Linked DNA regions of Homo sapiens: region 2 is linked to region 1. A link is a loop called in an ENCODE intact Hi-C map of the cell type or tissue named here. Cell type or tissue: dorsolateral prefrontal cortex. All regions are shown on one strand. Links, peaks and the distances in the headings refer to the core of each region. The heading gives the core; the rest is flanking DNA. Region 1 holds the start of SLC8A3 (solute carrier family 8 member A3). Region 2 overlaps SLC8A3 (solute carrier family 8 member A3).

Region 1 (15,687 bases), core at 3,738-11,737:
CAATGTATCAGAATCTCTGGAACACAGCTAAAGCAATGTTAAAAGGGAAATTTATAGAATGAAATGCCCACATCAGAAGGCTGAAAAGATCTAAAATCGACACCCTAACATCACAATTAGAATAATTAGAGAAGCAAAAGCAAACAAATTCAAAAGTAGCAGAAGGCAAGAAATAACTAAGATCAGAGCAGAACTGAAGGAGATACAAACACGAAAAACCCTTCCAAAAAAAATCAATGAATCCTGGAGCTGTTTTTTTTGAAAAGATTAACAAAATAGATAGACCACTAGCTAGACTAATAAAGAAGAAAAGAGAGAAGAATCAAATAGACACATTAAGAAATGATAAAGGGGATATCACTACTGTTCCCACAGAAATACAAACTACCATCAGAGAATACCATAAACACCTCTATGCAAATAAACTAGAAAATCTTGAAGAAATGGATAAATTCCTGGACACATAAACCATCCCAAGACTAAACCAGGAAGAAGTCAAATCCCTGAATAGACCAATAACAGGTTCTGTAATTGACGCAGTAATTAATAGCCTACCAACCAAAAGAAGCCCAGGACCAGATGGAATCACAGCCAAATTCTACCAGAGGTACAAAGAGGAGCTGGTGCCATTCCTTCTGAAACTATTCCAAACAATAGAAAAAGAGGGACTCCTCCCTAACTCATTTTATGAGGCCAGCATCATCTTGATACCAAAACCTGGCAGAGACACAATAAAAAAAGAAAATTTCAGGCCAATATCCCTGATGAACATCAGTGCGAAAATCCTCAATAAAATTCTGGCAAACTGAATCCAGCAGCACATCAAAAAGCGTATCTACCACAAGCAAGTCAGCTTCATCCCTGGGATGCAAGCCTGGTTCAACATATGAAAATCAATAAACGTAATTCATCACATAAACAGAACCAATGACAAAAACCACATGATTAACTCAATAGATGCAGAAAAGGCCTTTGATAAAATTCAACATCCCTTTATGCTAAAAACTCTCAATAAACTAGGTATTGATGGAACATATCTCAAAATAATAAGAGCTATTAATGACAAACCCATAGCCAATATCATACTGAATGGGCAAAAGCTAGAAGCATTCCCTTTGAAAACCGGCACAAGATAAGGATGCCCTCTCTCACCACTCCTATTCAACACAGTACTGGAATTTCTGGCCAAGGCAATCAGGCAAGAGAAAGAAATAAAGGATATTCAAGTAGGAAGAGAAGAAGTCAAATTGACTGTTTGCAGATGACATGACTGTATACTTAGAAAACCTTATCATCTCAGTCTGAAACTCCTTAAGCTGATAAGCAACTTTAGCAAAGTCTCAGGATACAAAATCAGTGTGTGAAAATCACAAGCATTCCTATACACCAACAATAGACAAGCAGAGAGCCAAATAATGAGTGAACTCCCAATCGCAATTGCTACAAAGAAAATAAAATACCTAGGAATACAACTTATAAGGGATGTGAAGGACCTCTTCAAGGAGAACTACAAGCCACTGCTCAAGGAAAGAAGAGAGGACACAAACAAATGGAAAAACATTCCATGCTCATGGACAGGAATAATCAATATCATGAAAATGGCCATACTGCCCAAAGTAATTTACGGTCTCAATGCTATTCCCATTAAGCTACCATTCACTTTCTTCACAGAACTAGAAAAAACTACTTTAAATTTCATATGGAACCAAAAAAGAGTCCATATAGCCAAGACAATTCTAAGCAAAAAGAACAAAGCTGGAGGCATCACACTACCTCACTTCAAAGTATACTACAAGGCTACAGTAATCAAAACAGCATGGTACTGATACCAAAACAGATATATAAACCAATGGAACAGAACAGAGGCCTCAGAAATAACACCACACAACTACAACCATCTGATCTTCGACAAACCTGACAAAAACAAGCAATGGGGAAACAATTCCTCATTTAATAGATGGTGCTGGGAAAACTGGCTAGCCATCTGCAGAAAACTGAAACTAGACCCCTTACTTACACCTTATACAAAAATTAACTCAAGAGGGATTAAAGACTTAAATGTCAAACCCAAAACCATAAAAACCCTAGAAGAAAACCTAGGCAATACCATTCAGGACATAGGTGTGGGCAAAGACTTCATGACTAAAACACTAAAAGCAATGGCAACAAAAGCTAAAATTGACAAACGGGATCTAATTAAACTAAAGAGCTTCTGCACGGCAAAAGAAACTATCATTAGAGTGAACAGGCAACCTACAGAATGGGAGAAATTTTTTGCAATCTATCCATCTGACAAAGGGCTAACATCCAGAAACTACAAGGAACTTAAACAAATTTACAAGAAAAAAGCAAACAACCCCATCAAAAGTGGGTGAAGGATATGAACAGATACTTCTCAAAAGAAGACGTTTATGTGGCCAAAAAACATGAAAAAAAGCTCATCATCACTGGTCATTAGAGAAATGCAAATCAAAACCAAAATGAGATACCATCTCACACCAGTTAGAATGGTGATCATTAAAAAGTCTGGAAATATCAGATGCTTGCAAGGATATGGAGAAATAGGTACGCTTTTACATTGTTGGTAGGAGTGTAAATTAGTTCAACCACTGTGGAAGAGAGTGTGGCGATTCCTCAAGGATCTAGAACAAAATACCATTTGACCCACCAATCCCACTACTGAGTACATACCCAAAGGATTATAAATCACTCTACTATACAGACACATGCACACATATGTTTATTGTGGCACTATTTGCAGTAGCAAACACTTGGAACCAGCCCAATGCCCACCAATGATAAACTAGGTAAAGAAAAATGTGGCACATATACACAATGGAATACTACGCAGTCATAAAAAGAATGAGTTCATATACTTTGCAGGGACATGGATGAAGCTGGAAGCCATTATTCTCAGCAAACTAATACAAGAACAGAAAACCAAACACCACATGTTCTCACTTGTAAGTGGGAGTTGAACAATGAGAAGGCATAGGGAGGGGGACATCACACATGGGGGCCTGTCAGTATTTGGGAGGCCAGGGGAGGGAGAGCATTTAGGACAAATACCTAATGCATGCGGGGCTTAAAACTTAGATGATGGGTTGATGGGTGCAGCAAACTACCAGGGCAATGTATACCTATGTAACAAACCTGCATGTTCTGCACATGTATCCCAGAATTTAAAGTAAAATTTTTTAAAAGTGCAAATTAAAGCCACAAATTAAAGTCAAATTTATACCCACCAGAATGACTAATTTTAAGTAGTCTGACAATACTAAGTGCTGAGAAGAATGTGATCAAACAATCTTGGAGAGGGAGAGTGTAGGCAAATGTTCACAGCAGCATTATTCAAAAAATAAAAAACCAGAAACAATTTAGATATCAAGAGCAGAATAAAAAGTTGAGTTGCATATTCATTCAAAGGAAACTATACATAAATGAAAAATCACAAATTGCTGCTACACACAACAATATGAATGAACATCACCAAAATTATGCTGAGCAAAGAACCCCCAAAACAGTACTTTCCATCTGCTTCCATTTACGTAGAGTTCAAAGTCACATAAGATTAATGTGTGGTTTTAGAAGTCAGGAGAGCCGTTCCCTCTGGAGAAGAGGAAGAAGCATCGCTGGGAGAGGCACGAGGGGAGCTGCTGGGGTACTGGTAATATTTATTGTTCTGGATGATGATTAAATAAAATATATTCACATTGTGAAAATTCTTTGAGCTATAGTCATGACTTGTGCACATTTCTGTATGTATATCCTACTGCAATAAACTTTATAAAAGGAAAAATAAATAATTGACAAATTTTTGAAATACAAGTTATAATGAGATTAAAAATAATATAACGCATAGGGAAGAATTATGTCTCACTAAATAAATACCCTATTATCAGACAGGGTTTACTAAACTTCCATCCTCCCTACAGAGCTGTTCCAGAACTTACTTTTAGCTTCCACTTGACTGCTGTTGTTTCTCAACTGCTATCAGATTGTATAGTCCAAGGGCTGTGGAATGCTGGCACCTAGGTTGCTTGTGAGAAGAGACACTGTGGCTTGTGTGGGATGCAGTGCCACTGGTGGCCAGGACTGGCAGGTCGTCTGCTTATGAAGTGCCTGAGGCCCCGCTTTTGGAGAGGCACTGACTTGTGGAGTTCTGCAGCATAATGGCAAATACTGGGGCCCCACCAAGAAGCCATGTGGTCCCTTCCCACTATTCATCCCATCTGCCCTATTACTTGCTGCTCAGCCTCTAGAGAAAGGGTATTCTATGACAAGGACTCACAGAATTAGGGCTACTATGACAAAATACCAAAGACTGAGTGGCTTAACTAACAGAAATTATTTTCTCATAGTTCTGGAGCCTAGAACTCCCACATCAAGGTGTCAGCACATTTGATTTCTCTCTCCTTGGCTTGCCTTCTCGCTGTGTCCTCACAAGGTTGTCCCTCTGTCTGTCTGTGTCCTAATCTCCTCTTCTTATAAGGATAGCAGTCATAGTGGATTAGGGCCCACACTGACGGCACTGTTTTAATTTTATTACCTTTTTAAAGACCCTGTCTCAAAACCCAGGCACATTCTGGGTACTAAGGGCTAGGGCTTCAACACACAAGTTTTGGGACACACAATTCAGTCCATAAAAGAGTCTGTCTAGTTCTTACCAAGCTCTGTGACTGGGCTGAATCCTGTAGCTTCTCGGGTCCTGAGTTTCTTCCCAACTTGAAAATGAGGTTTGTGGCTCTTGCTCCCAATGCTGATGTTACACAGCTTACTTTCCATCTTCCTTGTGAACATCTCCTTGGGTTCCAGTACAGCTAGATATAAGTAACAATGGCAGAAATGCAAGTACGGTGTCATTACATTTAATGTTTTCCAACCCTGTATGCATGTAGTGGGGAGAAAAAAAGAAGTGAGAATGTCCAGAGTTGAAAGCAGTCTGAGACTTCATAGGCCACGTGAAGGTTGGCTGTAGAACTTAAGATGGGAGAGAAGCAGGGTTGGGGGAGAACAAAAGTAGGGGAGAAGGAGAATTGATATATATTTGGGGATTGGTCTGTACCAGAAACTGTAATCTCACTGAAGCTTCACAACAACCTCACGAGGTGGGTATTATTATTATTAATAATAATAATTAATAATAATAATAATAATTATTATTATTATTAATAATAATAATTATTATTATTCCCATTTTACTGGTGAGGACACTGAGGCTCAGAATGCAGAGCTGGGCTTTGCTATTTCAGTCTACCTAGAACTCAGAGGAACCTACGCAAGTCAGCTCTGCCGACAGCGTTGGTTGAACATGCTTTGGCACCTCTTGCCTTCCTCCCCGCAGCATTGCCCTGTCACAGGTGACAAGAGGAAGACAAGGTTCCTGTCTGTTTTGTTTGGTAGTTCTAAAAAAATGACATGACCAATTCTGTTGTTGTTGCTGGTTCAGTTTTAGTGAATAGGTAATGTTCACTGAAAATATATCAATAGATATTAACAAGCAAACAAATAAAATTCTGGCACAAGCAAAACTAAGCCACAGTGACAGAAAGCAGATCAATAGTTGCCTGTGGGAAGAGCGGATGAGTATAAAGGGGCCTGAGAGGACTTCTGGGGGAGATGAAAATGTTCTATGTCTTGACTGAGGTTGTTGCTCTACATGTATGTACTTGTATAAAAACTCTTCAAACTATACACTTAAAACAGGTGAGTTTTTAGTAGTAGTAGTGATGTTTGGATACCTGTAACTTTATCTCCATTAGAAATGTCAGATATTTTAATATCATCAGTTAGTTTTTGCAGGTATCTTGAAATATTATTCATGTTCCTCACTACTGGGATAGTTTTGCAGATTCATGTTCCTCACTACTGAGATAGTCATTTAGCCTGTGCACTAGACCTTGCTTTTGATGCCTTCATAAAGCATAGATCAGAAAAAAGGTGAGTTGTTGTATGTAAATTACACCTCAATAAAGTTGATTGATACAAAGAGAAACAAAATCACCAGAAATCCCACCACCAAGAGATAACCACTACCATTTTGGGGTTTTTATGCTGCCAGGGCATTCATCCCCACCCCGCCACCCCCGCACATGCTGTGTTACACTGTGTTCTGGGGTTTTTTTTCTCTCTGTCTACGATATATTATAAAAACCTTTCCACACCAGTACACAGAATGCTGCATCTGTATTTTTACAGTGGTAGAATACAGCATTATGTCAACAAAACATGTTTACTTCACCAATTTGTTGTGTTGGAAAATTAAGATGTTTCCAATTTTTCACTCTTAAAAACACTACCATGAATATCCTTGTAACTAAATATTTGAGCATATCCTTAATGATTGCCATAGAATAAATTTCTTCCAGTAAAATTACTGGGTCACAGGCATTCACGTTTTTAAGGAATTTGATGTATCTTTCAAAATTGCCCTACCTAAAAACTCTATCAATTTAGGTGCCCATTAGCCATCTCTTTGTCTCTACTGTAGACTCTCAATGTGTAGACTCAGCATTGTGACTCTCCACGGGAGCAGACACAAGGTAAGTCCCAGTAACTGACATATCCTGAGATCCCACAACTTTAGAAGCTATTGAAACCTTTCAAAGTCAGTCCCAGCCCTAACTTTAAATGAAATTCAAGACCCATAAAGGTTCAGGGGTCTGAAAGCACTCCTACTGCTCCTACTGAGCACATCCAGGATTCTGACTCCGGACTCAGGCCAGAAACCACCACACAGCTTGCTAACGGAACACTGAGTCAAAGGACCAGCAAAGACCTCCTGCCATCTCAGGCTTAGAGATTCCCTAGTCTCTACACCCCCTTAATCTGTTTGAACCAAGCCTTGCTCCAGAGCAGCCGGGCAAAGGAGCCAGGGATCTCAGGAGTCACACACACTGTTGACGTCTCAGCACAACTCCGGTTGGTTGCATTTTATTTCAATCCTTGGCTCTGCTGCACGTGGCCTTGGGATGGTTATTTAACCTAAGGCTCAATTTCCTCAACAAAAAAATGGAGTTGGTAATTGTACCTAGCTCACAGAGTTTTAGTAGGATGGCATGAGGTAATACAATCAAATTCACTAGCACCACTCCTGGCCCTTAAAAGGTGCTGCTATTTGGTAAGTATTATTATCATTTGTTGGCCCCTCACACTTAGCCTCAGGCAGCAGAGAGGCCTGAAAGAGAACAACTTCCTGCCCTTACATTCTGACTTTTCTGCACTGGTGTCGCTACAGAAGGCCAGCCACCAGGCTCATTTTAGATCTGCCTAATGCCACCGATAAGCTGAGGGCTTGAAACCCCATTCTTAGGAGTGGCTTGCCCACCCCGCATGCCTCTAGGACCAAGCCTGACAAATATAGCAGAAATTACAGGCATCTGATTTAAGGCTACGTGTGTACACTTCGCCTGAGCCAAGCCCCAAGCCCTAGTCCCGCTGCTGCATCAAAGGACCAGCTCTCTTCCAGCCTCCAGGCCCAGAGTAAGCAGCAATTTGGGAGGCAGCCCCCTCTTATTTTTAGCTTTAGAAACCCGAAAAGCCAACATACCAGAGCTCACCCAAGCGTCTCTCACAAACTGTTGTTTGACTTGGGTTGAGAAAATGACAGGCTGGGTTCTGCACCAAGAAGAGAAGAAAAAAAGAGGGGGAAAAAAGGAGTTTTCTTTTCCCTCCGCTGCCAATCTCCATCCCCCTCAACTCCTCCCCTAGGCCTGGGTGGACCCTGCCTGGGTAATAGTTCCCTGCTATATTTAAAAACCACAGATGTGTTTGGTGGAGACTTAATTTCGGAATTGCAGGCAGCGTCTCCTGAGGACAAGGGGAAAGCCGGTGCCGCGCGCCCGCCTGCTGCCTGGAGCTCCCAACTCGGCGGAATCCAGGTCAGGACGCGCCGCCGTTTTGACGTGCTGCCGGCCGGGAGGCGCGGGCGCCAGGCTCCAACGACTAGGGTGGGTGGCCGCGGGGCAGGGGTTGGATCTGAATTCGTCCCTCGGGGGCTCTGGATGCGGGATGCGGGATGCGGGATGCGGGCTCGACTTCCTCGCTGCTGGTCGAGGAGCGTTCTGAGAGTCTCCCCTCCGCGCGCGAGGATAAATATGCGCGGCTTGTCAGTCAGTGCGGCGCTGTCTCCCAGCTGATAGGGTGACGTTCCGTTTGGAGGCTTGGAGATTGGCTTTTTGATTTGGCTTCTTCCGGCAGCTTAATGGGCAAAGCTCTCCGCTCGCCCAGAAACCAGCCTCTCCGCGCGTCCCCTCTGCGCGCGGCGAGGCCGAGACGTCTCCCGCGGTGACAGCGTGCAAGGCGGAGACCCGGCGCGCTCCCAGCCCAGGGAAAGCCCAGGCGACGCGACCGCAAGCCCGAGCCCAGGTCCCTCGGAGCCGCCAGGGCGCGCCGGGCTGCTTGCCTTCCTGCCCCTTCCTGCAGGAATCCCCCGCCGCCCGCGGCCGGGACTCCGGGCCTCTCCCGGGCGTAGATTCCAGTCACCGCTCTGGGTCGGGGTTTCCCTCTTTCTGAAATCCGTGCGGAAGGACCCCTCCCGGGGCCCCTCGCCCTGGCCCCAGACACCCTCCCTCCCAGACCCCGCGCTCCAGATGCGCTGCCCCGCAGCTCCCTGACAGCTGCGAGCCCACGAACCCCGGCGGGAGGGCGGCGGCGGCGGACTGACATGCCCCGGACGCGGCTGCGGCCGGCGGGCAGCCCGCGGGGGCGATGAGCCGCTGCGACCGGTGAGGCGCCGGGCGGCGGGGGCATCGCGTACCTTCCTCACCCCCCTCCCTTGCCCACTCCGCTCGGGAGGCCGAGAGGAAACGGTGAGTAATGGGGTGAGCCTCCTGCCCTTCCCCCTTAGCGGGCAGCCGAGACATGGGAGGTAGAGGTTGGGGGGCTTGGGATGCCCCTAAGAGGATCCCTGATTGTGAGTAACGGGGTTAAGTTATTTCTCAAGATCATTCATATGAACCGCCTTCCTGTGGATTTAGTGCCAGGAGAAGTGGGGTGAGGGTGCCCCGGAAAGTGTACATTGTGTATGCAGTGTTGGGGGGGCAGATCTGGCAGAGTGGGTGTCTACAGGAGGGTGCCGCCGGGTGGGGAGGGGCAGAGAGAGATGCCTGGGCAGGTGGGTACAGTTGGATCGTGAGCATGCTGGGTTGGTAGCGGGTGCTGTTTGGGGAGACTGACTGCTGTGTTGTGTGTGCTGGATGCATGTCGGCATATGTGTGCCACCTGGGCCAGGGCGTGTTGTGCTTCTGGTGCTGTGAGTGTCCGCCGGGTTTGGGGGCTAGCAGGGAAGCGCGTTATCCACTCGGCGCGCGCCCGCGTGCACATACGCACGCACGCGCTCACCCCAATCTCGGGACTCCACCGCCGCGGGTCGGGAGCTGCAGCCCCAGAGCACCCACCGCTGGGGCCAAGGGGGCGAGGGAGAAGGAGGGTTTCTCCAGTGCTGCACTCTCCAGCCCCTGGTGGTCTGCGTGATCCGGGACTCGGTGGAGAGAATCGAAATATATAACTAACCCTCCCCCGATCCCCCAACACACACGCGCGCGCGGACACACACACACACACACACACACACACACACACACACACAGTCAAAGCCCTGATTCAGAGGCTAGCGCTGCTGCTCCTACAGGCCCTGGCTGACCTGCCCAGAGGACCCGAGCCACTGGGAAAGATGATGAAAGCAATTTGCTCCGGGGAAAAAAGCAGTTCTTCGTCTTAATTCATTGTATTTTATTTTTAACGGTGTGGTAGTGGTGGTGGTGGCGGGGTGGGGTTAAATAGAAGAAATGCCTTTAATGCAGTACCATAAATTTACCCGCTCATCGCAGCTTCCTTCTCTCTCTCTCTCTCTCTCCCCCCGCCCCCCGCTTCTCTTCTCTTCTCTCCTCCTTTCCTCTCTCTCTCTCTCTCTCTTTCTCTCTCTCTCCCCCTTTCCTGGCGATTAAAAAACATACCTCCGAACGCATTCGGCGGTTAGGTCTCCCGGGCAGAAGAATTAAAACTGGTTTCAATTTATCAGAAACGCAGACTGCAGCAGGCGCAGCCAAGCTCCTGGGTGGTCAAGAAACACCCGAAGGGGGTGGGGGGAGGAGGGAGTTGAGCGGGGGTGGAATGTGGGTACGTGATAGGAACACATCCGGCCTTCCGGTGGGGCACCAAAAGGGAAGCCTCCTCGGCCCCTGGCGACCCGGTGACTTGCAGCGGCGTGTGATTAATCTTCCACAGCTGTCGTGCCCCATCCACTTGAGCTGAGCTCTTGTTTACCTCGATTTTCAAATATAGCTGCTGCGCCATGCTCTTCCTGAAATAGGGGGATCAGTTCACCCTTTATGGGCTCTTGGCTTCGGGCTGGGGCTTCTTTTTGCTGGCGTCACTGGCTGGATCCAAGTTTGAGAGGAACCTGCCCCTTCATGCATTGCAGGTCTCCAAAGGAGGATGGCTGATGGTCAAAGCTTAGGGTAACTAGATGTGGACTGATCAACCCAGCCCCTCATTGCAATCTACAATGCCCAGCAGCAGTCCCCACACACAAGTCCACTTTGTAGCCTCCTTTTTCTTTAAATGAAATGTAGATACTGGGTTGAGAGGAAGCAGATAAGGCCTATAGAACTGAACTTGGTTGAAGTGGTTCTTTCTTTAACTTGATGGAGAAGGGAAGGCCATTCATGCAGTTTCCTCCGCTTGGAATGCTTTATTCTTCTTCCAACATACTCCTAAAGTACTCCTACTCAAGCTTCAGCTCTCAGCTCACTAGTTACTTCCTCAAGGAAGCCTTTCATATTCTCCCTGACTAGGCCACATCCCTGCTTATTATACACCTGTATTAGTCCGTTCTCACACTGGTAATAAAGACATACCCAAGACTGGGTAATTTATAAAGGAAAGAGGTTTAATAGAGTCACAGTTCCACAGGGCTGGGGAGGCCTTAGGAAGTTTACAATCATGGTGGAAGGGGAAGCAAACATGTCCTTCTTCACATGGCGGCAGCAAGAAGTGACGAAAAAAAGGGGGAAAAGCCCCTTACAAAGCCATCAGATCTTGTGAGAACTCACTGTCACAAGAACAGCAGCATGGGGGTTACTGCCCCCATGATTCAATTACTTCCCTGGCTTCCTCCCAGGACACGTAGGGATTATAGGAACTACAATTCAAGATGAGATTTGGGTGGGGACACAGCCAAGCCATATTTGGCCGTGGAGTCCATTGGACTCCAAAAGAAAAATATTTGTTTATTCATTCGGTTAGCCATTTATTCAATAAATATTCAACAGCCACCTACTCTGTCAGGCATGTGCTAAGTCCAGATGCAAATAAAATAGAATGGACCCTTTTCTCATAAACACTCATAATCTGAACTTATATTTTTGAAGTAATTTAAAGACGCCCATTAAATTTATGTATGTGATTAAGTAATGCCAGGCACACCTCTAGATAACAGACTCCACAAAGGGAGGAAACTGTGTCCCCAAGGCCTAGCACTGTGCCCGGCATGGGATAGGTGCCCAGTAAATGTTGGTTGAATGAGTGGAATTGGAGGAACAATTACATTCTTTCCTTCTCTGTTCCTGCTCTTCTGAGCTCTCCTTTACACTGCCACCTACAGCTTCCTGGTCGGAGAAGGGAGAATATGCTTACTGAACTGACCCTGTTAAAACTATTCCCATGCCCTGTGCTCCCCCAGGGGATGGGACCCTAAAGCCGATAGGTTGTCCTCTTGCCCTGGCCCTGCCCTTTGCCTGTGCAGGATGGTTCCTCTTGCATTCTCTGGGCACAGTTGTTGATATTACTTATGGGCACTGATAGTAGGCATGTTCCCCAGCCTGCATGATTCAGTCATTGCCCATGATCAGGATTTGGGAAATGTGTCACACATCTGGACTTCTTTTCAAACTATTGAGATTAGATAAAAAGAAAGGAATAGGATGGGCGTGGTGGCTCACGCCTGTAATCCCAGCACTTTGGGAGGCCGAGGCAGGCGGATCACCTGAGGTCAGAAGTTCGAGACCAGCCTTGCCAACATGGTGAAATCCCGTCTCTACTAAAAATACAAAAATTAGCTGGGCATGGTGGCAGGCACCTGTAATCCCACTTACTCAGGAGGCTGAGGCAGGAGAATCGCTTGAACCTGGGAGGCAGAGGTTGCAGTGAGCCGAGAATGAGCCACTGCACTCCAGCTTGGGCGACAGAGCAAGACTCCATCTCAAAAAAAAAAAAAAAAAAGAAAAGAAAAAAAAGAAAGGAATAACCCCCTTCACTTAAGCCTGGTTGCTTTGCCTAAGAGGTTCAAATACGTGCTGAGGCTCAGAAAAACATTGAACTCCAAAAGAAAAAGCATTCATTTATTCATTCAGCTAGCCATTGATGCAATAAATATTCAACAGCCACCTACTCTGACAGGCATGTGCTAAGTACAGAGGCAAATAAAATAGAATGGCCTCTTTCCTCATAAACACACATTCCAGCAAGGATAACCAGCTAGTGAATGGACAATTACTGTATAAAGTGATTTATGCCAGTAGAGGGTAAACCCCATGATAATGGAAGCATATAGGAGGAGCACCTCTTCCTATGGGCTTAATGAGGACTTGTAGGGACAGCTAAGCCCAGAAAGGGAGGATAGGTAGGAGTTAGCTTTGGTGAAAGAAAAGAGGAGAGGAAGTAAAGAGGAGAGGAGAGTGGAGGGAGAAAGTGTTATGAGTGAAGGGATTCATATGTAAAGACCTAACATGGATAAGAGCTCTTTCAAATGACTGAAGACAGAGATTAAAATGCAGTGGGGAGTTGAGTGTGGAGAAGGCATAGGGTCAAACCTTAAAGGGCTTGTACTCCATGCTAAGAATTTCCACTGAGTTTCCAGCACGGGGTTAGGAAAATGTTGACTACTGATTTGAAAGGTCAGACTTGCATTTTAGATAGTATACTGAAACTGGAAAGTGGGAGAGAGAGGAAGGTAAAGAGGAAGCTGTATAGAAACCCAGGTGTATGGTCCCGGCAGTCTATGAAGGTGAGGGCGGGGGTTTCTTCTTTCTGTTTCAATGTACAGACTCTCATGGGTAGCGACTATTTGGGGCCAATGTCGCGTGGGAGGTAAAAAGAATTTACCAAGACAGTTGTAGGTAAAAAAGAAAATAAAAGGCAGATTTATTAGAGAACATGTGAAGATAGATTGCAGTGAAGCAACAGGCAGGTCAGCAAGAGAAGAAAGAGCTGACTGCAAGGAGACAAAGGCTTGCTGGGGGCTTTATAGGATGGAGCTTGTGCTGGAGAAAGCTATGTGCAGCACTGATAATGCCAAGGTTGCAGTGAGTTAACTTGCACTTTTCTATCAGCCGATGGTCTGGTGATAGCTGGGTACAGGAAGATTGTGAATTATTTGCACAGGAGGGCTATGTGTCCTGGACCATGAAAACAGGCAGACTTATAGCTTATCTGCTTTCTCTTTTTGCTTTCCTCTGGTCCTGCCAGCCTGACCTCTTTTCCCTAATTAGGTCTCCAGACAAACCAGAGATACCCTTCTAGGAAAAAGTTTAACTAATTTTCTCTAATGAGATTGGTTTATGTTTGGTTGTCCATTTGTGTTTTGAATGGGCCCTCTAAACTCAACACTGGGCAGATGCCTTAGGGGAAAAGAGAAAGGGCTCCACAGAGTGTGAGACATATTTCCTGGCCAACTGAACTGCAGAGCAAAGCAAACTCTCAAAGATTTGAGATGGAGAGATCCGTGAAGGCTGAGACAGGCCTGAAGAAGGAGCCTGGAAGGGTTAGAATTTAGGTCCATGGAGACTATAGAGCAAGACATCTAGACAGGAGACTCACATGTGTATGTACGTGAGTATTTAAAAATAATATGGTGAGTGAATAAAAGCTAATTCTAGAATCCAGGGTACTTGGATATGGCATACAGAATCATATCTAATAAGAAGAAAACAGCTCTGTTTCATCTATATGTAATTTGGAACAGACCAAATAGCATTTACTGCCTTGATATTTGGAAGGACAAATAGGGCTTTCCTAGTTGTGTGCAGGAATGCTGGGTCATGTGGGGACTAGATCTGGAAGTAGGACCAAAAGCTGTGCTCCTGCCATGGCTTCCATGTGATAATTTCCAAATAACTAGACAGGAGAGGACCTCGAAGTCCAAAAGAATGAAACCAAACAGTGTGAGCTTCGTCAGCATTCTTCCTTTGCACCCTGATTTCTCCACTGGGTTCCTCATCCTTCCCTGTCACTAATCTTAGAGTGAAAAACAAACGAACAGAAACAAAACCCTTCATTTCCTGCACAGTGCCCAGGAGCTCACCCTTGCCTTACTTTGGTAAACTGCCCCAGTTCCATCTCTTATCTGAAGTGTCTTTCTTCTTCAACACAGAATCCTCTCCCTCCACAAACTCCATCTTAAAAAGAATATCACTTCTCTAATTCCTTTTCCCCATTATACTCTTTCCCCATCATGCCTTCAACAAACTCTTGAGATTTTAATCATTTGTCCCTATTTTCTCATCACTCATCCACTCACTTCCCACTTTTCTCCACCTTCTCCCCAAGTCTCATCCAACAAGGACTGCTCATTCCCCAAAATATAATGACTTATTCCAAAGAGCTGCCCGCTGTCCTCCCTCTTTCTCTCTCTCTCTCCCTGCACCAGATAATATTGACCATTAGCTCCTTAAGTCTTTCCTCTTTCAGCTTCTTTCACACAGAGCTCTCTAGGTCTCACTACCTCTACATGGCCCCTCTTCCACTTCCACTCCAAGATTCTCTCCTCTCTCCCAATTTTTCCTTTCTCCATTATCCCTTGGCAGTCTCCCTGAATGGTTTGTGCTGTTACTGCAGTGTGGATAGTTCCCAGAGTCTGTGACTCTAGCTCTCCAAGCTGGGTGTCTTGTTTCCAGCCGTGTGCACAGTATCTCCAACAAGATGTCCTGTTAACTCCTCCTGAATTTTTACTAACCTGACATCATCTTTGTCCTTAGGAGCTTCTCCTCCTGACTTCCCACTTTCTCTTGATGGCACCAACAAACTTCCAGTCACCCTGGCTCGAAACCTCCAAGTTTATATTTGAACTCCTCTCCCTTGTTCCCCAAGTATTGCTTGATGTATTTTATAAGCCCATGCCCCTCTTCTTCATCCCAAACACCACTACCCAAGTGCAGATTTTATCACCTCTTGTATAAAAATAATAATAATGTGTGTGTGTTTACCATCTGTCAGCTACTCTGTTGCAAAGTGCTTTACGTTGATTTTCCCATTTAATCCTTACCATGACTGTACGAAGTACTTACTATTATTATACTGTAAAAAACAGCTTTCTGCCATCTTCCCAACTTCAACCTTTTCCTCTTTCAATTCATTTTCATCAGTTACAAGATTCACCTCCTAAAATGCCCTTGTAAACTTATCATTTTTCTGCACAAAAAACTTTGAAGGGCATTCCATTTTTTGCAGTTCCTTGTATTCAAGGCCCTGTATGAGCTGGTGCCCCACTCCATATCTAGCCTCACTTTTTACAGTTTCCTTGCCCTTTCTGCTTTTGTGCATTTGTTCACAGTTTACCTTCCCCTAAGACTTGTCCTTGTTCTTCAGTGTTCAATTCAAATGCCTCTGCCTGATGGGAAGGCTTTATGGAGAAGCTGTCCCTTCCTCCTGTGAATTTTAATAATGTGACATCTGTTTTTCATTAGCCCT
Region 2 (15,687 bases), core at 4,490-12,489, 96 kb after region 1:
CTCTTATCTTCTGCCTTCTCAGGGGAGCTAAACTGTCACTTTCTGTGGGCTCCATCTTCCTGCTCCACAATAGGAAAGTATCTGCAGAGAAAAGGCTGGACAATTGTGTAGTAATTGCTTCACGCATTTCCCTTCTCTCAAAGATTGTAAGTTTGCACTGTTTGCTGTTCAATACCTGAAAATGATTTCTACAAATTGTTTTTCCAGTTTTATGATTGTTTTCAATGGGAGATCATTTCTAGTACCAGTTCCTCCATCATGGCCAGAGGTACAAGTTCAACTTGGATCATTTTAAAAATACAAACTGGGGCATGTCACTTCCTGCCCCAAACCCCTTGGTAGCTTTCCATTGCTCTTAGAATAACTTTGTGATCTACAACATCTTCTTCAAGGCCCCGCATGATACAAATTCTGGCTATTTCTCTAGTTTCTTATTGCACCACCTTGTCCCTCATCCACCTTTTTTTTAGTCTTCTCTCTTTCTTTGAACTTCTACCACCAGGTTTTTTCACACGTTCTTCTTTCCCCATTAACAATGATCCACCATTCTCTTTCTTTATCCACTGTTACTCATCCTCATAACTGAAACATCATTTCCTAAGGATGGCCATTCCTGGTTCAGTCAGTCTATATTTCATCCCCCATCACATACTCTTGTTTTACCCTATATTTTTCCTTCAAAGCACTTATTTAAGTTGTAATTATGTGTTGTTTATTTTATGTCTGTCTGCCCTCACAGAATCCACAGTCCAGGAGAACAGAAATCCTGCCTCTTTTATTTATACCACATCCACAGTATTATTAGTGCCTGTCACCTAGTAGGTATGCAGTATGTACCTATTGAATAAATGAATTGACTTCTGTCTTTTAGATCGTCTACTCATTTTATCATTGATGACAAACATAATACCTTACATTCGTGTAGTCTTTTTCACTCCTCAAAGAGGATTTTCTGCATAGCTCCTCTGAGCCTCACAAAACCCTTTAAGGAAGATTGTGAATATTATCAGATAAAGATTGTGAGACACAGAAAAGCCAGATGATTTGGCAATGCTCATAGTACCAGAGGCAGAAATACAGCTAGAACAGTCTCCTGGCCTCTAATCAGGAGTTCTTTCCAGAACACTGCTTCATCTTCCATTCTCTTGGGTTCTTTCTATCCTTACTTTATAGGGCAAAATGTGTGCAAAGTATAATCCCTCTTTTGCAATGTGTTTTTAGTTTTTCAGATTGGAATCATGTAGGCTTTTTATGCCCTTAATAAATATCAGTGAGCACAAAGGAAGTCCTGTGAGGGCTTATAATCATTTTGCTCCCATTAATTCCAACACTGAGCAGTTTCCCCATTTCCATTCTTGGCCTTGTGAAGCTCTTTGCTATCCCTGTTAAAATCTAAAGTTGCTTGAACCTTCTTATTGCAAAAATGCATCTTAAACATTCTAATACCTCTTTTTTAAAAAACCAATAAAGACTACGTCAAAAATCAGCCATCAATCGAGAAGCCCTGCAGTCATTTGTGTGCTGTTGTCCCTAAGTAGAAGTGAATGTGCTGAGCTCTGCATTCCCCACCTAGCTCCTCTGTGATCAGGGTGGACATTCCCAGGACAACTGGGCCGAGGCTGGAAACACCATCTGAATGTCTGACCACACAAAGTTGAGTGGCTGATCCAGGTTTAACCTTGACCTCATCAGCACCACCTTCTAAGCAACACTTTGGCTCAGAAGCCCAGTTATTTATTCCAAGGGATGATTGAATGCAGTGCTAGTGTTTCTTCAGGGCTTTTGAACTCATTTATTTATCCAGTCATTTATAAAAGATGAAGAGGAGAACAAGGTAGGCCAAAGTGGCTTTGTACTATTAAAGGCTGCTTGATTTCTAAGTACATGTTCTTTGCCACCTTTCTGCCATTCCACATTCTAGAAGCCATGGGTAAGTCAGCACAGGGATCTTAACATGATAACATTGGTTTTAGGAGGTCTCGTGCATAATGGACCAGACTTAGAGCACAATGCTGTAAGGTAGTGATTTAGGTGAGCAGCAGATTCTGGCTTTAGGAGTTTATTATCAGATGCTTTTTAAACGACTTGTGGCCCAGGATCCCTGCACCCATGGGAAGCATTGTAGCCTTAGAACTCTGGGAATTCTGAATATAATTCCTGAATCAATCGTAAGGATGCATATCTGATGCTTAGTGCAAACCAAGAGGCAGAATATTTGCAGGCAGTGTATCCTTGAAAAACAAATCTAGGTCATTTTCCTGCCATGCTTCAAGCTTACTTTTCCATCCTTCCTGATGGTAGTACTAACTACATTTGTAGACCATTTACGTGGTCAACACTGTGCTAAGCTGTTAGCTTCATTCTCTATGAGACAGGCACTCTTAGCCCAACTTTACAATTGGGAAAACTGAGACTCAATGAGATAAAGTAAATTCTTTACAGTCATTATGCTAGTCCATGAAGGAGCTGCGATTTGCAACTAAATCTATCTGATTCCACAGTCTTTGCTTTTAACCAGAGGTTAGCAAACTACTTCTGTAAAGGGAAGACAGTAGGTATCTTAATCTTTGTGGGCAACATAGGGTCTCTGTAACGTATTCTTCTTTCTGTCACAATCTTCTGGAATGTAAAAAACATTTAAAATTTACAAACCTTACAAGAACAGCTCATGGGCTAAATCAGACCTGGATTTAGTCTGTGAATCATAGTTTGCTGACCCCGCTTTTTAACCAGTATGTACCCTCCTTCTCGGGATGTGAAAAATTAGTGCAATTGCAATGGAAAATAGCAAGAAAATGGTAAGGGCCTGGAAGAGGCAGCAGGATTACATCAGGTGCTATCCCTGCTCTGGTGAGATGAAACTGGGGATCATTGAACCACCTGGCATTTGTTAAAGAGTTCTGCTTTCCCTCTGAGATTCTTTCAGGAACCTCACACCTCTAGCAGCCCGGAGAACCGTGGGCTGCAAGGAAATGCCTCCTCAAAGGAGTAGAAAACCTGCAGGATAGAAATCATCACATCTGTCTGGCTTTTCTCAACCTTTCTCTTCTGCACTTTCTTGGATATAATCAAAGCACTACCAGGAACTCCAGAGTCGGCACCTTTTCATTTTTGTGTTTTCATTTAATTATTTCTCAGCTGCTAAGTGTTTGACTGTTTAAGGGACTCTAGTGGTAAATATTTGTCTTTAGCCTGGCAGAAGCTGTGGTTTCCTTTGATGAGCTCACACGGTGTGGCTTTTAAGATGCTGCTGACCAGGACAGCTGACTGTCCCCAGTGGGTGCAGTCCCCAGCAGTGGGCTGGACCCCTTCCAGAAAGCGCTGCTGGGCCAAGAGGCTTCCTCCAACTTCCCGCTGCCCCCATCTAACCAACACCTCAGTCTCTTCTCCACCTGCTTCCCTGCCCTCTTCCTTTCCCTCGCAGACACTTTCTTCTGCCTGGCAAAAGGAATCTTGTTTCCATGGAAGCCTCATTAAATCTGCATCTTGCTCAGTTTGGGTTTGATCACGGCTGCCAGAAGTATTTTTAGCCCATGCAGTTGCGTAATGAGATAGAGATTGGGGAAAGGGGGAGGTGACTGTATAGGCAGAGGGTTTTTTTTAAAAAAAAGTGAGAAAAAGAAGGAAAACCTCTAAAGAAAAGAGTTTTATGGAATTGGAAGAAGGATGGAGCACCTCTTTTGGGAGCATGAGGCTGGTGTTCTCTGGTTAGCTCTTCCCACTGGAAGCCCATGGACACTTGCCATAATACCTGTCCTGGTCACATGTCAGGGGAACCTCTGATCTCCCTTTCCATGAGCTTAGTTGGCCCAGCCAGGGTGACACTTATGCTAGGGAGTGTGATTGATGTTGCTGCTTACAGATTTCCCCTCCCACAGACCTGATGGGGCAGCCAGGATAGTGGCAGAGAAGAAGACAGAGCAATAGCAGGAAAGAGAGGACAACACTAACACATTGGAGGTTTATGTTCAAAGACGGGATCTAGGGGGTCAGAGAAAGCACACCTACCATGTAATTGGTGCTGGAATCTGATGCCAAGTGCACCCTTGGCTTCTGAGGTTCTGAGAACTCTTGCTTGTGCTTTTCAGCCAGACTATGCCCTCACCTGCCCCTGTACTTTAAAGAGCTCTTTAGGCTGGAGTGGTTGTTTGCATTGGATTGTTGGAGTGTGTGTGCATGTTGTTGTGTTCTTGTATTACAAGACAAAGAGATTAAAAAAAAACCACATGCAGCTGTCACAGCTAATGTTTATTGAACTTTTACTATGCCACATGGTGTTTTAAGCATTCTATATGTGTTAACTCATTTTCCCTAATTCTATGGACTAGACACTTAAACAGTCTCCATTGTACAAACAAGGAAACTGAGGCACAGAGAGGTTGGGAAACTCATTTGAGGTCCTCCAGCTAATTAATAGTGGAGCCAGGTTTTGTACCCAGACAACCGGATTTGAGAATCTGCAGTCCTAGATTAGTAACGTGTTGTTGGCCTGTCACACATTTTAAATGACATTCTGTACACAGAACCATTTATAGTAACTTTGTATTGTTGAGCTGAAAGCAGTCTGCAGATGTGCTGCTGGGATTTCATTCATCTTCAAAGAGGTGTTTTTTTTTTTTTTTTAAAGGAAAATGCTTTTCTGAGGGTGGTATCTAAATTCATAAAAATCTTTACGATCAAGATTTTCACAAATTTCATTCTGACTCTGTTGCATTGCCCTTCTTCCCATATTCCCAGTTAGTTTGTATTGATTGCTGCATCTCCCTTGAGCCCATGGTCCCCCACAACATTTCTTGCAGAACTGTGTCCTGCCTTCACACTGTCAGGCAGCAGGAGCCTCTCTAGCGGCCAGCCCACAGTCCTGCAGCTCCTTCCTCAGGACGTTTAATTTCCCACATTTCTATGCAGTTACCTCACAGAAGGATGGCTACGAGGGCCTCACTTGGCTTGGCAAGTTGGTCCCCTTTTTACTCACAAGACTCTGTTTATCTCTTTGTTTATCTTTGTTTATCTCTTTGTTGACCTGCCCCTCTTCAAGGCCTCAGTTTTCTCTGAAGTTTACAGCTTCCCTCCTCATCCCGCAAAAGACCAAAGTGGAAAAGATGAAACCAGAATCCACTGCAAGCCCCACCTGCCACAGCCTCTCCTCTAAATGCATTCTCTGTTGTGTTTAGGACTTGAGAATGAAGAGGGACATGAATTGAGGATTTGTTTATTATTCTTTACAATATCCCTGTGAGCTGAGTACTGTAAATACCCCCATTTGATACATGAGTAAACTGAGGTGTGGAGTGATAGAGGAATTTGCTCAAGGTCACATAACTAGTAAGTGGGTGGAGCTGTGATGTGAAACTGGGCAGTCTGATTCTGGGACCTGTGCTCTTAATCACCAATCTATATTGCCTCCTACTTGAAAACATCCAGGGAAAATGTTGAGATAGATCAGCTGAAATCTTCTTGCACAGTAAAGCAGGGGCCACCTGTCCTGGAGTTACATTCATCTTGTTCATTGTCAACGATTTGTGTTCAGTGACACCCTCTTCAGCCCAAGAACTTACCTGGGTGCTGTGACAATTGGACATGACTAGGAACAACCAGTGACAATGTAGCCCATCCAAACACAGGGTAGGAAGTGGATGCTTGTCACTCTCTTTTGGTTATAAGAAGCAGGAACCCAGTAAAGGCACCTTTTATATATCTATAAAGTTGAATATATAAGATATATGGGGGCCAGGCACAGTGGCTCACACCTGTAATCCGAACATTTTGGGAGCCCAAAGCAGGTGGATCACCTGAGGTCAGGAGTTCAAGACCAGCCTGACCAACATGGTGAAACCCCATCTTTACTAAAAATACAAAAATTAGCTGGGCGTGGTGGCACACACCTGTAGTCCCAGCTACTTGGGAGGCTGAGGCAGGATACTTGCTTGAACCCGGGAGGTGGAGGTTGCAGTGAGCAGAGATTGCGCCACTGCACTCCAGCCTGGGTGACAGAGCGAGATTCCACCTCAACGAAAAAAAAAAAGAAGATATATGGGTATGTGTAGAACTCACAGAAGGGCAAACAGGCCTTAACAGGTGCTGAAAACAGGAACTGGGAAGTTGCCAGTACCTTCCTGTCTTTTCCCCTGGAACCAAACGGTTTCTTACTTGCTTCTCTCTGCACCTCTGTCTCATTTCCCTCTCTCTTCAGATGATTTTTCATTGTTGCATCACACACATAGAAAAATCAGGATCCACCCTCCCAAGTTTACATATCGTTGTTTCAGGCAGCCATAGTATCCTTAAAACTCCACATTCCAGGGAGAAAGCTTGGGTCAAGGATTCAGCCAAAGGGCAGCGAAATGGAGTAAAGATGCAACTGCCAGGTCTATGGGCAGCAAGGAGGCCGGGAAGGAAGCCGCTGTTGTGGTCCAAGTGACAATTCAACAGCTCAAAGCATAAGTAAGTTGTGTGCTTTTCACAGATGGAGAAACTGAGGCACAGAAGGAACCTGGCTGGGGTCCAGGTCTCTGGCCTTTGTGTCAATGCTAGGTCACTGGATGTGGCGTCTGATTTCTACAGGAAATGTGGTTTCTCTACTTTGTCCCAGAGCCCACTCAGAGCACTGGCTGGCCAGGGGGTCCTAGGGCCCTCTTAGGATAGTCTCAGGCCAACAGCCCCAGGACAGAAGCAACCAAAGTGAAGTTATGAAAGAAAGCTCTTTGCTGATCTGTCAATGGCACCCTTGTAGAGCCAATACTTAGAACACCTGGATTTGAATACTCATCTCCAAAACCTGTGTTCTTTCTACCACGTGACAAGCCCTTGTAAACCTCACAACGTCTCTATGAGGTGAGCGCTTGCAGATCCACACTTTAGATAAGCAAATGGAGGCTCAGAGGGTAAGCAGCTAGTTCAAGGTTATGCACCTGAGCCAGGATGTGGACACAGCTCTGTGTCTGATTCCTAAGGGCCTGTGCTTTAGCCACTTTGCAATACTGCTGCTGTCTGCTTCATTTCCTCATCTGTCAGATGGGAACGATAATACTCAACTCACATGGATACTGTATGAGGAAAAACAGATAAAAGAAGAGAAAGTGCTTTGAAAACATAAGCAGCCCTGGCAGATGGGAATTATTTTTGCTGCTGACACACATCCTCAGCCTTGAGGGCTCTGCTGAGCCATACCCAGCTCAGAGCTCTGGAGGCACCTCCTCCCCATCAACAGCAGGGGGGACATTCTGTCTTCATCCTGAGCAGGCTGACAAACTGAACCCCACTCCTCCCTCAATGTCCCCATGCTGGGAAGGAGTATAGCTCATGCTGTGTTCTGTCTTGTTGCTGAGAGAATGCAGAACCCAGAATTTGGGTCTCAGCAGGTTGGGGAGAAAAGGAAATGTATTTCTTCCCCCAAGATTTCTTTTTGAAATATTTTCATTTGTGGAATCAGATTGTGCATGCAAGTTTCTTCCAGAAATGTAAGACGTCGTAATGATGGGAACTGTTGGTTTTATAATTGAAGGATGGGAAAGGAAACTGATATTTATGGAGCACCTGTTCTATACCAGGCAGCTACCCAACCATCAGCCATTGTTGCAATGTTATGCAAGCTTTATTATCCACATTTCACAGTCTGAGTCTGACTCAGCAATGTTGTGTTCTATGTGCTAGTTCCCACAGGTAGGTGGCTGCAGCGCTGGGATTTGAACCCATCTCCAAAGCCTCCATCTTTCTACCACTGCCTCCCATTGGTGGGGAGGCCATGGACTGGCTGTCAGAGATGTCCTTTCCAGTCTAGCAGACTAGGAAGCTGCTGGAAGCTACTTATGCAAAGGTCAGCAAGGAAGGAAACAGAGTCAGAACTAGATGGGGCTCCCCTGGCCACTTTTCCATGCTGGCCCACATGTCCGGCTAGCAGTCAACATTGGGTCTTATGCAGAGCCACCTGTGTTCAATGGAAACATCCTGGACACTGCACAAACTAGTGGGAGCCTGGGAGGGAACAGCCTGTCAGGTTCATTGAGGTTCAGCCCAACTCATGAGCTAGGGCAGGTACCAGAGGGTGTGTTCCACCCAAATGGGGCAGGTAGGCAGGGGACACAGGCTCCATTTTCATGACCAAATACTGAGCAGAGAGGCTCTCTGAGCAGTGGCAGAATGGGAAGTGTCAAGAAGCTTTGTTTGACAATTGAGTCAAGAGGACAGAAAAGACAGAAAGCAGACATCAGAATTGGGAAGGCTCACCCCAGCTCCTTGACAAAGGTGCATGAGGCCAGTTCTTGAAGCAGTGACCCTGCCTTATGTCATGTGTTTATCAAAGCCGGCCCATCAGCCCTGAAGTGGCCTCTGTGTTTAGAAGAGGGCCTGACATGATTCTCTGAGAAAGGATTTGACAACAACAAAGTGTTGCCGTATGTGTTGTCTCATCCCCTCAATAGTCCTGTGAGGTATGTGAGACAGGTGTTACTCTCTCCACTTGGCAAATAGGGAAAAGAGGGCCCAGAGAAGTGAAGCTGCTTTCCCAGGACCACACAGCTGGTAAACAGTGTCCATCTCAGCTGTTCTGTCTCCCACACCAAATACCCTGTGCACCACGCAAACACAAAGACAACTGGACAACCAAGTCATCTAATGAGTATGCATGCTATGGTCTCTCTCATTTTGTCTTTCAGGGCTATACCCTAGGAGAGCTAATCATTCTTGGTTAGATAAGAAATAGCCAACACTTCTGCAGCATGGTAGGCCAAATACCACCAGAATAAACTCAGACCCAAAGAGATGCTCAGAATGTGTGGAGTTAATACTTCACTATACAGCTCTAAGGTATAAGCCTTGTCCATCTGTCACATTATGACATGTGCTTGCTCCCACCTCAATTCCTGATTCCACATTACAACAAATACAATTTCAGGCTTTGAACTAACAATGCCAATGTTTCTGAAGCCCATATTAAATGCCAAAATCTGAGTCAGCTACTGGAGGTAGAGACATGAATAAGATGGTCCATATTATTTTAGAGGATTCTTTGGTTGCAAAGGGCAGACACCCAGCTTGAATTCACTTTGGAGAAATTGGGATTTTTTTGGCTTGCATAAGCAAAGCATGAGAAAGAAAGTTCCAGGGATGATGAAAACCAGGAATGCAAATGTCTCCAGAATTCTTTCTTTTTTCTTTTAGGCCATCTTTTTTCTCTCAAACTGGTTCCCTCCACTGGGCTGGAGACATTACTACCAGCAGCACTCAGACCCACATCTTCAGTTTAAATGTTGGAAATGGACTGTCAGAGAACATTTAGGCCATTCATTCTGTGGGAGAGATAGGCTATGTAAAAAGATAGCCACTCCCATGTGAACAATGTGGTTAGGATTAGAGGCATGAATATACCCCAAACCAGGGGTGTGGGAAGGAGGTTGACACTCTAGGTGATAATACCCAGACCTTAAGGAGCTTTCTGTCTAGAGGGAGGTATGGACATGGACAAGTAATCAACAGCTACAAAGCAGAGCTGCCAGCTCTGCAACACAAGAGCCCTGAGAGGCATGACAGGGGCAGGGTGGGGATCCATGTGGGTCTGGATTGAAGTGAGGAGGGGCATCAGGAAAGCATTCCAGGAGAGCTGAGGGACACTTGAGCACACCCTCAAAGAATGACTGGGGGTCATGAGGTATACAAGGGAGGAAGTGCACCCGAGACAGAAACAATCACATAAGCAAAAATGCAGAAGAATATGAGGATCTGGGAAGGGCAAGTAGCTCAGTAGTGTTGGAGGCCAAGGGACACGAAGGAAGGTGATAAAGCCCTGATGTTAAGGATAGAAAAATCAAAGTCCTTTGAAAATCATGTGGAGTTAGGATCTCAAGAACCCTACAAGGATTTCTTTAGAATAGAATCAAAGAAAAACAAAGTTTACAGTCTGTGAGGGTTGCATAGGAAGTAACGTGGTGAGAAATGTTGGCTTGAGAACCACATATCCATAACACAATGGTGTTTTAGAGGATTTGGGGGAAGGGAGAGAAAATCTCAAATTGTCTCAGTAACTAATGAGCTTTCATGTACATTTAAAATAGTAATAAATGCAATTGTGAGGATGATGGTGAGATGAGCAAAATAATCCAGTTTGTAATTGTAGTTATCAGGCTGGCATATCCTGCAGGTCACACTTCTAAACATGACTTCGAAAAATCAAAGATCAGCTAAGTTTGAAGTAAGTATTGAAAGAGGGAGATTATGTTGCCTCAAGTTAAAATAGAACGTAAAAGATGGTGATTCAAATGATCAAAAGCACCAAGCTTCCCTGTTAGGATTCAAGGGAGGGGTGCGTGGCTCCGACACCAGATATCTGCAAAGCAATATGAAATGAGATCAATAGTAGACATTGAAAGATTGAAACTGATATAGGATATTCAAGTACCAGCTTCAAGAAAATGAAATGAGACCTAATAAAAGAGAGTAGGAGTCAAGGGGGTATACGATATTAAAGAAAGTGAAGAGCCAGGGTTTGTAGGAAGGAAGGGAGAAGAGGCAAAGAGAGCAGCTCTTTTAACACAGGAGCTTCCTCCTTTCCCATTCTCCCTCCTGCTAAAAGCCGAGTTTGTTTTAGCTGAAATGATTGTAAGACAAATTTTTGTTATTAAAAAAGGAGCTATTTTGTGTTGGTTTCCATTATAAAATCAGAGCTCTGCTGCCATAAAATTAAATCCCATAATAAAATGAGTAGAAAACGTGATGTCCTGCAGAAAGGAAGATGGCAGCCCACTCAGTGCCATGCTGGGCTTGACTATATACAAGCCGTGCATCTCCTGCTGCGAGTTGTAGCTGCTGCCCAGCAGTGCACATTATCGTTGCAGCTGTTTTCCTCACATTCTGAGGTTTATGAAATCCCTCATCCATCAATAATTGATCTTTAGCTCTTAGTCCAGGGGTTGTCAACTGGCACTCCATGGACCTTTAGAGGATTGATGGCTAGGTTTTCAAAGATCTTTGAACCCCCTGAAATTATATACAAAATATTGTGTGTGAGTATGTGCATTTTTCTGGTAAGAAGCACCTGAATTATCGAAGCAGTTTGTGATCCCCCAAAAAGCTAAGAACTACTTCCTAGAGCAAAGGGAGATTTTGCTACACTTAGAGATTTACACATTTGACCAGGGCAGCTCACACAAGTGGGATGCGGTTTCACATTTCATGGCAGATCTGCTTCCAGCTATACAAATTCATCAAGGAAATATTGTAATACTTCTATATGAATCAGGAATTCACTATATTTAACTTATTTGGAATAAGAACCACTATATATATACAAGTTTTTCCAAAAGACTGAAGGTTCTTCCTGTGGCAGGAAGGAATATGATTAGATTCATGAAGCGCCTTTATGTTTATATTTCAACTCTGAAAGATAATTGTGACTTTACTAAATCAAACCTGTATACCACGATTAGGAAAATGTGGACTGATTTGGGGTTCTAGGGGTAAAATGTGACCCCTGTGAAGTACCAATGCACCGTTCTTTTATCTGTGAACGGGCACTGAGCTTCTGAAATTAATTAGTAGGCAGGAGGACATGCGCATATGACGTGATAGTTTAAGTACTGATAATTATTCACTTGGAAGGGAAGAGAATAAAATTCAGAACACAGTATTCCTTAATGGGAAATCAACTTAGAGGAGGTAGGAGGGAGATCAAGCAAGAATATTTCTGGTAAAACATGCATAAATCAATGGTCAGCCAATGTGTTGATCAAAGAAATTATCTTTCGGGGAAAACAGTAGAAGGCAATTGAAAAACAAGCATCAGGCTGCATAAAAACAGCAAACAAAAGTCACAATGGCTTGATTGTGTGATGAGGTAATTAATGGCTGCAGTTAGCAAAATATGTTAAAAAAAAAGACAGAAAGGGTAGTTACAGGAGAAAAACATCCCCGCAGATCTTCAAAATCAGAAACAATGAAAATAATTATTTCAAAAATTAAGAAAAAAACTCTCTAATTTATACCTGAATTACCTGGATAATTGGTAAAATTTCCTGCGTATACAAATCTTGGTCCTCTGCTCCTCTCTCTATAAATAAATAGAAATGTATGAATCAATAGTCAGCCAATGTGTTGATCAAAGAAATTATCTTTTGGGGGAAAATTGGTAGAAGCCAATTAAAAAACAAGCATCATATTGCATGAAAACAGCAAACGGAAGTCACAATGGCTCGACGGTGTAATGAAGCCACACAATATGTATTAAACACATCATCTACACAGATGGATTCAAAGATACCTTCTTTGTGTCTAAGTCCCAAATCTGTGTTTCCTGGCTCTGTTCCCTCATATCTAGTCATTCTCCAAGTCAGCATGCCCAACTTGAAAGTGTCATTTTCAAAACCTGCTTCTTCTCTTCTGGAAGTTCTTCCTCTGCCCATTGCTCCACAATCCCCACCTCTTTCACCCAGTAGCAAACCTTAAATTTATCTTTTACTTTGTCTTACTTCCCCTTCTTATATTCAAAATGTTTCTCACTTGCATCTCTTTTCATTCATTTCATAAGCATTTATGAGCTCCTGTTATGGTTTGGAAACTGTTCTTCATGCTGGAGGTGGTCTTATAAACAAGTAATTTCAATTGAGTATTTAGTATGTTAAGTGCCATCCCAAAGGCAAACACCAGCTGTGGGAGGCTCCCCAAATCAGTCTAAGGAAGTTGGGAAAAGCATCTCAGAGAAGATGGTGTCTGAGATGGGGAGGATGTGTGGAACTGGGCAAGGAAGAGAACAAGTAACAACATTCTAGAAAAAGGCCTCTTTCAGCATGCTAAGAAGTTTGGAGGACAGAGGAGTTACCATTCAAAATTTGGAGGGAAGGAAGAGCATACTGAGGTTTGCCACTTGAACAGATAACTTCAGCTGTGTTGGGTGAGTGAAGTTGAGTGGGTACAAATCAGGTCAGGAATATAAGTTAGGAGACTGTTACTAGAATCCAGGCCAGAGGTGATGGTGGCCAATATATGAGAGTTTTAGCAGGGAATGAAAAAAAGAAAATGTGTTCATGAGGTAGAAGTAGGTAAAAAGAACAGGATCTGGTTCCTGATTGGAAATGGGGGTAGTCTGGAGAGGAAGCCAGAATGCAGGCAAGAATGCATAGTGGTACCATCCACTGACATAGGGATTAAAGGAGGAGAAGAAGCTTTGGTAAAGAAAATAAGAAGTTCAGCTATGGAATGTTTGAATTTGATTTCTCTGATGAGGAGTAGTTCTAGGTGATGATAATGCTCAGGGTGTAGACTTGAGAGTGGATGGGTAAAGTAAAGGTTGAGGCTATTAAAAGGGAAAAGGTCAAGGAACTGAGGGCCAAGGATTTATAATAAGTTATCTTGGGCCACTAAAGCCACGCAGGATGCTGGCAGGAAACCTATGAGCCAGGTCTTCAATGTTGAGTCCAGTGACTCAGGTGTCAGAAGCAGCAGGAGAAGCATTGATAGCCTGATGGGGAAGGAGCCGTTACCTGAGAGTAGCAGAGAGAGTTATCCTAGCTGACACAGCTCTCAGGGATTTGCTTCTAAAGCAATCCTTAGGAAAGAAAGAGCAGTATCCACAGGAGACTGGTGGGCACTGGCTTCCCCAGAAAACCTACCTAGATGAATTCTATTCTCAAGGGACTCCTATTTAGATAAGGGGCTTTGTTAGTTCTCAGAGCAACACCAAACAGATGTATATCTCATTACTTGCCCCCACAACCTTTCTGCTCTGGCCACATGGGCCTACCCACTGTCTGCTAAATGCACTTCATATTTTCTTGTTTCAGTGCCTCAGTATTCATAATCTTCTTTTCCTAATCTCTGCCCCTCACTTACCTGAATCTTTTGTATTCTCAATGACCTGCTCCATCCCAGCCCTTTCAAGAACCTTTAATACCTACCAAGTGAATACTCTCTCCATTGATTACACACTTCCTGTAGCACCTGTTCTATAATTATGAAATATTACCTATTGTACACATATATTTCAATCTCTTGGTGGACAGAGAATCCAATTTATGCCTTGTCAATTTGTAGCACATTTCCTTGCATATGTAGATGCACCATGAATATTTAGAGAACTTGTTAGTTAATTTCCTGTTTAACATGGGCTGCAAAGTTCTGGTCCATGCACGTCTTTTATAAAATAGAAATGACGGATGGTGCATGGAGCTTAAATTCCATGAAGCAGAAACATATGAGAGATGGAGCTGAATTTGTTTGCCTGTACAGCTCTTACAGCAATTGCTTCCAATTTGTTTGATTTACCTAAGAGCTAAAATTGTAAATGGCAGCTCAAATGATTTTTCTGTACATTCAGAAAATGAGTTTGAATATTTGTTGGAGAGTAACTGCTTAAGACATGAAAAAGGGGGAGATTATAGCTTTTAACTCTTTTTTATGGCAGAGCATTAAGGAAAAAAAAGTGCAGATAAATGAGATCAAATGGCAAGTGTCTGAACCTGCTGGACACAAGTCCCGGTAGCCATTGATAGACAGTGTTTATATGACTTCTGGGCCATCAATAGATAGATAAGGTACATCAGCGGCCAATGTTCCAGGAAGTTTGAGAAGATAAATGGAAGTTGCACAGCAGCCTAAGAGCTTCCTTAGGAGGGCTGTGCTCCTCCAGAGCGCCATCTGTCTGTGTCTTCCTGTTCTTCTTCTTCACATTAAATGCTTTTCCTTTTCTCATTTTTATGATGGTTATCCTAAAGATATGCTAGCCTGGACTTTGACAAGGACATCTGGAGATAAGAAAGATTCTGAATTATTTTTCCCTTTGGGCAATTGTAGCAATTTTAAAACTATGTTAGATGGCTAGAGATTCTTGAGAATATTTCTTTTCTTGGAAAATCATAAGGCTTTGGATAGTGGTACCTATAGAAGCTGACATCAGCAGCAGCCTGCCTCCAGTCGATCAGGGCCTTTGGAACTTCACGGGGCTCCTCTACTGACAGCCCCATCGGTTTCCCTCCAGCACACGTAACTCAGCATTGACTCTGGGTAGTAGAGGGTGGTTTATGGAATCTGATTCATCTCAGAAAGAGGTGGATGCAAACACATTCCCAGAGCAGAAGGCTTGGCATGTCTGGTCTTAGGCAGAGGGAACTGGAGATACTTGTCCTATTGTTCTTGAGATTCCAGCAAAAATAGCCCATTACAGAGGAAGAAGATATCAGGTCAAATGAAGGCTTTGGTGCTACAACATTGTCTTAGAAAAAAAAAGAAAGAAATTGGCCAAGTGCAGTGGCTCAGCACTTTGGGAGGCTGAGGGGGGCAGACCACTTGAGATCAGGAGTTCGAGACCAGCCTGGCCAACATGGCGAAACTCCGTCTCTACCAAAAAGTATTAAAAAATAGCCGAGTGTGGTGGCGGGCTCCTGTAATCCCAGCTACTCGGGAGGCTGAGGCCGGAGAATCACTTGAACCTGGGAGGCGGAGGTTGCAGTGAGCCAAGATCGTGCCATTGCACTCCAGCCTGGGCAACAGAGTGAGACTCCATCTCAAAAAAAAAAAAAAAAAAGAAAAAAGAAAAAGAAAAAAGAAAAGAAAGAAATTAAATTAAAAAAATTGTTTTTTAAACAAAGGAAGGCTTTGGGCTTGGAGTCCAACTAAGCTAGGCTGGAATCCCGGTTTCATCTCGCTTCTCTGTGCAACTTTGGATTTTACTGAATCTCTCTTATTCTCAATTCCCTCCTCTGT

Evidence for each region. A loop is a pair of places that touch in the nucleus more often than their neighbours do. Peaks named below come from ENCODE experiments on the same cell type or tissue, not always from the same donor. Only the 100,000 strongest peaks of a DNase experiment are listed, where the experiment ranks them.
Region 2: it touches region 1 in a loop (3-fold over the local background); 7 of 110 quality-filtered maps call a loop at or near these places.

The regions. Positions count from the first base shown.
Region 1 is chr14:70,181,502-70,197,188 of GRCh38, reverse strand. It overlaps SLC8A3 (solute carrier family 8 member A3), which reads left to right and starts at 8,238. Exons shown (of 7, transcript NM_182932.3): 1 at 8,238-8,810. It also overlaps the pseudogene LOC646548. RefSeq lists silencers at 8,264-8,593, 8,664-8,803. In dorsolateral prefrontal cortex, for the core only: no CTCF peak of the experiment used is centred there; DNase peaks (open chromatin) are centred at 8,178, 9,288 and 10,165; H3K4me3 peaks cover 3,474 bases; H3K27ac peaks cover 3,614 bases.
Region 2 is chr14:70,086,223-70,101,909 of GRCh38, reverse strand. The region is part of intron 2 of SLC8A3 (solute carrier family 8 member A3); the gene reads left to right. Among named protein-coding and RNA genes, the nearest start is that of SLC8A3, 95 kb to the left of the region's middle. In dorsolateral prefrontal cortex, for the core only: no CTCF peak of the experiment used is centred there; a DNase peak (open chromatin) is centred at 4,857; H3K27ac peaks cover 2,712 bases.